3 separate regions of the Mus musculus genome follow, and regions 1 and 3 are each linked to region 2. A link is a loop called in an ENCODE intact Hi-C map of the cell type or tissue named here. Cell type or tissue: heart. All regions are shown on one strand. Region 1 overlaps Gm10714 (predicted gene 10714). Region 2 has its middle 13 kb from the start of Gnas. Region 3 holds the start of Npepl1 (aminopeptidase-like 1).

Region 1 (2,500 bases), 160 kb after region 2:
CTTTGCCTGCATGTTCAGCTGGATCCGTATGTGTATGGGGAACTGAGGACGGGTCTGGGCCTCACACTTGCACATCAAGCACTTCGCTGTCTGAGCCACAGTCTCCACCATCCTCATCCTTTTTGATGCACAACATTTTAGAATTTTCACCAATCCCAACTTTCTTCTTTGTGTTCTTCCATTGCCAGAGCTATCAAGGTCATGTCCTAGACGTCATTGTCACATGCAACGCCATGGAGCTTATGTGTGTTACTGGTGCAGAACCTGAGGCTCAGCACCCAGGCCACATGCAGAGCCTCCTGGGTATACACTCACTGTCGAGTGCCTTGGAAAGTGCCATCTCTCTGACCACACAGAGTGTGGTGCATTGTGTGGGGGTGGGAACAAAGGACAGAGGGTCTTAGAGGACCAGAGAGCTCTTTCAGTGCACAGGCTATGCCAGGCCAGATGACCCTTACTCTGCATACAAGCACCAATCATCTGTGGACTTGGGCCTCTGTAGATGCTATACAGGACAAGATCATAGCAGCTGTCTAGCAAGCAGCAAACTGCTGGTGACATATTAGCTATTCTTGTGATGGCCCATGGTTGGAATAGATGCTAGCCTCTAAGGTCAGCCTTAGGACTTTGATTTCCACCAAGCAGGCTCCCCGGGCACCACACACAGCCTTCTCCAGCCTCCAGCAAGGCAGCTGAGGCTTCTCATAACAGTTGATTTCTAAGGTTCAGGGTGGGAAGACACTCCCAAGAGAGGGGTCTGTGCTTAAGGGAGTTTACTTGCAGGTGATGTTGGATCAATGTGGGTGAATGAAGAAGCTAGCTTTATGCCGTTGGTATACTGATGTCATACTGGACTTGGCGTGGGCATGAATCTCAGAGACTCATCCAGCGCATGACAGGAAAGAAGACAAACAAGTAAAGGTGCGTGGGGTGGAAGAAGGAAGGTCCCCCCACCCCCCAGAGCAGGCCAGGGCCAGCCAACAAGAACAGAGGCTTCTGGCTGGAGGCACCTTTTGTTCTGACTGCAGACCGGGAACGAGAACCAGGCTTCTGAACCTTTTAAGCTTGGGAGGGTGATTTCGTTTTCCTGCTGCATCCTCCTCCCTGGATTGATCTCAGAAACCCTCAGGACCACAGCAGGCCCCAAAGAAAGCCAAAATGGCCTCTGGATTAGACACGGATATGGACAGGTCTTCTCCTCAAAGGAGTGTTAGTTTATCTCTTGTCTTCCCCTCCAGCCCCCCTCAGCCGAGGCTGTATCTGGGGGTGGAGACTGGGTTTGGGGGGACCAACCTGGAGACAGCCCCCCCCCCCCCCCCCCCCGCCCGCCCGCTCTGAATCCTGAGTAGGAGCTTCACAGCGGGACCTGTAGCTAAGCCCAGTGTGGGGGCGGGGTGTGGAGTGAGCCAGCTGCAGCGCTTGTCTTCCGGCAGAGCTCACAGGATGACAGTACCCCACATGTGCGTGGGGTTGGTACTTTTCCAAGGGCTTTTAAATGCATTATCTTGTTGGAGGCGCATTTGAGGCAAGGACTCGGAACAGACTGGAAAACAACTAATTTACTGAGTCCTGAATGGAGAGGAAGCTGAATACAGCCTGTATTTTTGCTGAATCTCAAACCAAAACAACCTTTTGTTAAAGAACAAACAAATAAACAAAAATGTTGAACACTAATTCACCAGGGAACATCCGCCTGAGCAGGAGCTTCAGGCAGAGTCACAGCAGAAAATTCAACAGGCATTTACTGGGCACTGAGGGACCTGCTGGGATCAGAGGCCCGGGGAGGGGTGGGCACTGCAGCATGTCCTTGCGGCAAAGAACAACCTTCCCGGAAACCCTCCAGCCGGGAACTCACGGGAGATGCTGGAGGGAGGGGCTTGGTGCTTGATGCTCTAGGTGTGGGGCTCTGAGCAGAGGCCGAGGGGCAGGCTGGGGTGGAGGAGGGCGATGTGCCTGAACAGGGTGTCCCCTTGGGAAGGGCCTGGATGAGGAGGTTTGGGAACTCGTGTCAGCAGCCTCTGATGGAGTCATACCTAGAAGCAAACCGCAGTGTGTGTGTGAGTGTGTTGGGGGTGTCTCCTGGCACCCAACACCCTCTGTAGAAATAGCTCTCACTTGGTTCCCCCCCCCTTCTTGTTTCTTTGTTTTTGTTTGTTTTGTTTGAGGCAGGATTTCCTCTGTATAGCCCTCCCTAGCCGTTCTGGAACTTGCTCAGTAGACTAGGGTTGCCTCAAACTCAGAGGTCTGCCTGCCTCTGCCTCCCAAGTGCTGGGATTAAAGGCGTGCAGCATCAGCGCCTGGCAACCTGGTTCCCTTCTTCTAAGAAAAATGTTTGTATATATTTGTATGTGTGTATACATACAAACATATGCATATATGTGTGTATATGTGCATATGAATTCACATGTGTACGTGTGTGGTGGTGGGGATAAAGATATGTATATATTTGTATGTGTTTACATGTAGATGCCAGATATCTGGAGTCTTTCCTGAGTTGCTT
Region 2 (2,500 bases):
AATTCAATGTTGCGCACCGGGTATCAGCTCGGGGACCTCAGGTTGTCTCCAGCGAGGCGCCAGAAATGCCTCACCGTCCAACAAACCTTTGGCCTCCCAAGCGCCCCTGGGTGCCCTGGAGAGACTTGAAGAGCCCTCTCTCCTTTTCCGGGGTGCATTTCGGGCTGATTAATGGGCACCGCTCCCTTCCCACCTTGCCTCCCATCTGTCTCTTTCCTCCCACCCTACTGTCTCAGGGACCCCAGTTTGGTCAGGGCAACTAACCTTTATCCATGAAAACAAGGAGAATCTGGACGGAGTCACCCATTAGTGACGCCGGATGGGGATGGGCCCCTTTCTGGGAGGGGACTCCGGGGACTGGTCGCGACGGCGGGCTGGCCTCCTGGTCTTGCAGCGGCGGGGCTGCCTGTTTTCCTCCTTGCGCTCCTCTGGCTCCTCCTCGGGGTCCCGAGGATCCTGATCTAAGGGCCCTCGCTGGGGCTCCTCCCCCTCGCTTGCGCTCTCAGGCTCCTGAGTGGTGGGCTGCGCACGTCTCGGGGAGGCGTCGGCGCTCTGCAACTTCAGAGCGTGCAGACGCTGAGTGAGTGACTGGTTGAAGGTGGCACCCCGGGGGCCGCGCTCGTCCTCTGGCTCGGTCTCTGGCTCGGTTTCTGGCTCGGTCTCTGGCTCGGTCTCGATTTCGGTCTCGGATTCGATATCGGACTCAGGCTCGGTCTCAGAATCGGTCTCGGTCTCGTAGTCGTCCTGATCGTACTCTAGGCACTCGGGGCGGGCCAGCTCAGGCTCAACCTCCTCGTGCTCGTGATCAGACTCAGATTCAGAGGACTCAGGGAGTACCTGTGCGGCAGCTGCAGCGGCAGCGGAGCGGTGGTGGGCGTTAAGGAAGCTCCGGCGCTGGGCAGCACGCTGCTGGGCGCGGGCGTTGGAAGAGGCTAGGGCGCGGAGGAGAGCAATGGAGCAGGAGAGCCAGAGGAGAGCGGTGGCAGCCCGGCGGCCTATGGGCGGGCACAGGTCGTTGTAATTATGGCGAGCTCGGCGCCACTGCTGAGCCCGGGACCTGCGATCCATTCTCTTAGGTGCTCACCGAGAAGCCGACTCACCCTCTGGCTCTGCAGAGAGTGGCCCCACTGCGCAAGGACTGTTGGGGCCGAAAAGGATTAACCTTATGAGGAGAGAAGCTGGGGTCTGAAGACCCCAATCTCGCCTCGGGGCAAAAAGAAGGGATGTACCTACCTTCAAACCACTGCGAACTTTCTAAAGCTCCGCGCCTCAGCTTGTGGCTGTAAGTAAAAGAAAGGGATGGGTAAAGAAGAGAGAAGGAGTCTCCTCGAGGCTCCTCTCGCTAAGTCTCAGACTCTGAAGTCTAAGACTCCGAGAGGTGCCTCCACTGATCCTCTCGTCTGGGAGAGGATAGAGGAGACTGAGGAGAGATGGGGCAATGGGGCCCTATAAAGTTGCGCGGACTTCTGCCGGGCATGTGCAGTAGGGAGGTGTTTGGGGGCGGGAGTGCCTCCCCGCGAGCTGTGCGTTGGCGCATAGCTCATGGCGCAGACCCTAGTGGGCCGGCAGGTGGCAGGCGGGAACCTTGTTTGAGTAGATTTGGCCAAAGCATGGGGGGTGGGGGGCTGGATATCGAGGTCTAGCGAGCGAAGGGAGTAAGATAGCTACAGGTTAGCGGATTTTAGAAGCCAAGTATAGATTCCCACGGGGGGTTGTCCCCACTCCTCAACTTTTTCTCCATGAGCATAGCCACCAAACAATTGAAAACCAGAACGCAAAATTGTAAATATTCAGGGGAATGAGGATCCGTACGTGAATGAGTGTTAATGACCGAAGAGCGTGAATGCTTGAGGATCAGAGCCTCAAGTAAACACTAACCTTATCAAAGGTGGTTACTTTTGTCAGGGCTGTTAAAGTAACTGTAATTAATTAGAGCAGCCTCCAAGAAGGTATGAACCCCACTGGCAAACAACCCCGCCCCCCGCGGCTGTAGATGTAGGAATTTGCAAGCCGACAGTCAGCTCATGGTGAACACTGTTCCACTGAGGTGTGCTGGAAGACCATAGGAAGCTGAGAGTGAGTATCCACGAGAATGCCCTTCAACTGCTGCTCTCCGTGTGGGTTTTTAGGGTAGTCTTTGAGCCACGGACTCATGCATTTCAGCTGAGGGTTCAACCAACACACTTGAGTTCCCGGCACTCGCGGAGCTCTGTTCTAGGTGCTGAAGATAGCGAGGAACAGGAGCAGGTCTTGGATTAGAGAAAGGGGTCTTGAGGGGTTAATATATCTTAACCAGAGCATCAGCTCATTCTTCCAGCATCATTACTTCATCTAGCTCACGCTACATGAGAAAAACAGGTACGTCAGCAAGAGCATCATGGCTAGGGGGCGGCCAGAGACCACTGGATCCTGCTGTTGGACTCGGAAGAACAAGGTAAAACGACCTGCTTGTTCCAGAGCGCGCTTGGAAGAGCCGATGGACTCAGGTAGGTCCAGGAGG
Region 3 (2,500 bases), 170 kb after region 2:
AGGGACACCACCAGGACTCTCCCAATAGCAGCTCTACAAACCCAGACGGCTGTGCCCCCCCAGTAACCTGAGGCTGCGTGAGAAAAATGTCTGCCACCAGATGTTGTCCACTCTTTCCCAGACAGATGAGCAGGGCACAGACATAAGCCCAGGCCTCAATAAATCTAGGCTGGCATCTCTGATTTGTCACGCAAACCGATCCGGTGTAAATCACTCGGTGGTTGAAGGGTTAGAATGGGAGATCACACGGGCCAGCCTGCTGTGCTTGAGGTGGGCCACGGGCTGGGGTACACTCACCGGCCCAGCACTCACCAGGATACACCGGTGGGTTCCAGGAGGCAGGCAGGTTCTCACGAGCCTGGTGATGAAGTGGGCTGCGGACGGGCTGTTATGCCGGCTCACCCTAGAAGGCAGAGCTGCCACTGTGGCGCAGTTCAGGTAGAGAGGACAGCTGTCTGTGGGGTTGGGGTTGAGCGTGGCCAGAGCTGCCTGCCAGAGCTGGATTAGAAAGGAGATATGAGACGGACCGGGCTTCAACACGTGTGCTGTGTGGCTAGATGCGCCCTGCGGGCCACGCCTGCTTGTCTAAGGCACCCTAGCCGCTGCCACCAGGCATGTGTGGCTCTCTGGTACCCTACCACCCTCGTGGGACTGCGCCTCGCGCTGGCAAGGCCTGTCTGGGGACCCTCTGCTTCAAACACTTGGAGGCCCGGCTCCTGGGCCCTGGCTAGTGGCCATGGAAGCGGGTCTCGAGGCCAGAGGCCACGCGGAAAGCCGCCACTGGGCCTTCTGCAGGGCCCGGCCCAGAGGCGCGGAAGCAGGTGGCTCGGCCCGGGCAGGCCGGCGACACAGGCCGGGCCTCGCTGCAGCCAGGGCCTTGGGGACAGACGGCTAGGCCTGTCGCGGGCCTGCGCCCTGGGCCCGGCGGGGCGCGCGGGCGAGGCGGGGCCCGTGGCCCAGGGCCTGGGCTTGGCAGGCGCATGGCGGCCGCGGCCCGCTCACCTCCTCGGTGACCCGGGGCTGCAGCTTCCCGCGGACGTGGCTCCAGGGCACGCGGTGCAGGTGTTGCAGCTGGCCCAACAGCAGCAGGGGCCGGCTCTGGGGGTCCGCGTCCCCGGCGCTGGCCTGGAACTGCAGCCCCACGCTCGCCATCTTCCCCCCCACGACCCCGGCCGGGCCGCCCAGCACCCTGCGCCCTGCTCCGGCCCGGCTCGGCGCCGCCCCGGCCCGCCCGGCCTCGGCGCCCCGCCTTCCCCGCCGCCTCCGGGCCGCGCCGCCCTGCAGGGCCCACCCGGGGCGCGAGGGGGCGCCGGCGGAGGCGGGGCGCGGGCCGTACTGCGCCTTCCGGGCCTCCGTTGGGGGGCAAGTGGCGCGCGAGCCCCTGGAAGCGCTCCAGCTCTGGCTACTGCCCTGGCCCGGCTGGCAGTAGGTTCCTGGACTCGAGGAAGCCTCACTTGCCAGGGACAGCCGTGGCTACTGCAGTGGCCTGACAATTAGGCACTCGGATCCCCCCTTTATTCCGCGTAGGCCGCCTCCTCGGCCTAACGCTCGCCAGAAAGGTCACCATTCAGCAGTGGGCGCAAGCTGCCTCTGCACTTTGTCACCTGTGTTGGAGAGGAAAAGACAGCAGTGTTGGGAGCTTATAGGAAGTCATTTGAAAGGAGTCAGCTGCTACCCTACACTGCCCAGGTTTTGACAACTCCAGGCCTGGGGCTAGAGCTCAGTGACCTCCAGTCTTCTTCCTTTTTTTTTTTTCAAGACAGGGTTTCTCTGTGTAGCCCTGGCTGTCCTGGAACTCACTCTGTAGACCAGGCTGGCCTCAAACTTAGAAATTCTCCTGCCTCTGCCTCCCAAGTGGGATTAAAGGGGTGCGCCACCACGCCCGGCTGTGACCTCCAGTCTTATATGTCACTTTTAATCTACATTTCTTCTCTGTTATCAGCCTTTAAAACTAGCAAAACAAGATGGCTGAGCGAGAAAAGACACTTATTGCAGCGCCTGAGGACCAGAGTTCTAGTCCCGTATCTGGAAGGTGCAAACCAGTATCCAAAATGTGTCCATTGACTAAGAGGTTGACTAAGAGGTACCCACTCACACCGACTTAAACACACACACACACACACACACACAGAGAGAGAGAGAGAGAGAGAGAGAGAGAGAGAGAGAGAGAGAGAGAGAGAGAATGAATTAAATAAAACATTAAAAAAAAAAAAAAAACCCTACCAAAGCCAGTTTCATCACATAGCTCTCCATTCCACTGACCCTGCAGGCACCACCCACCTTATGTCCCCACCTACAAGCCATCTATGGTATGGATTTCTTCAGCTTTGGAGGTTCCATCAAACAGCCCAGAGCAGGCCAGCCCTGAAGACGGCAGTAGCTGAATGAGCAGAGGGGATTCCTTTGAAACTCTGGCTTTCCTGACGCAGAAGTCAACACTAATTGGATCTTATTTTCTCGAAAAAGAGTTTTTACAGCAACTGCATGTTTTCACACATTT

What was found. Hi-C counts contacts between places; a loop is a spot of excess contacts. Peaks named below come from ENCODE experiments on the same cell type or tissue, not always from the same donor. Only the 100,000 strongest peaks of a DNase experiment are listed, where the experiment ranks them.
Region 1: a loop joins it to region 2, with 2.5 times the contacts of the local background. A loop is called at or near these places in 4 of 42 quality-filtered maps.
Region 3: it touches region 2 in a loop (2.3-fold over the local background); 5 of 42 quality-filtered maps call a loop at or near these places.

What each region holds. Positions count from the first base shown.
Region 1 is chr2:174,126,087-174,128,586 of GRCm38, reverse strand. The region is part of intron 2 of Gm10714 (predicted gene 10714); the gene reads left to right. Among named protein-coding and RNA genes, the nearest start is that of Npepl1, 17 kb to the right of the region's middle. In heart, no CTCF peak of the experiment used is centred here; a DNase peak (open chromatin) is centred at 1,396; H3K4me3 peaks cover 823 bases; H3K27ac peaks cover 1,096 bases; H3K27me3 peaks cover 508 bases.
Region 2 is chr2:174,283,242-174,285,741 of GRCm38, reverse strand. It overlaps Gnasas1 and a transcript of Gnas not described here. Among named protein-coding and RNA genes, the nearest start is that of Gnas, 13 kb to the left of the region's middle. In heart, a CTCF peak has its summit at 1,557 (motif pointing right); no DNase peak of the experiment used is centred here; H3K4me3 peaks cover 2,208 bases; H3K27me3 peaks cover 1,654 bases.
Region 3 is chr2:174,109,075-174,111,574 of GRCm38, reverse strand. Npepl1 (aminopeptidase-like 1) reads right to left here and starts at 1,224. Exons shown (of 12, transcript NM_213733.2): 1 at 1,003-1,224; 2 at 313-498. The coding sequence starts at 1,152. In heart, a CTCF peak has its summit at 1,368; DNase peaks (open chromatin) are centred at 534 and 1,244; H3K4me3 peaks cover 1,725 bases; H3K27ac peaks cover 1,652 bases.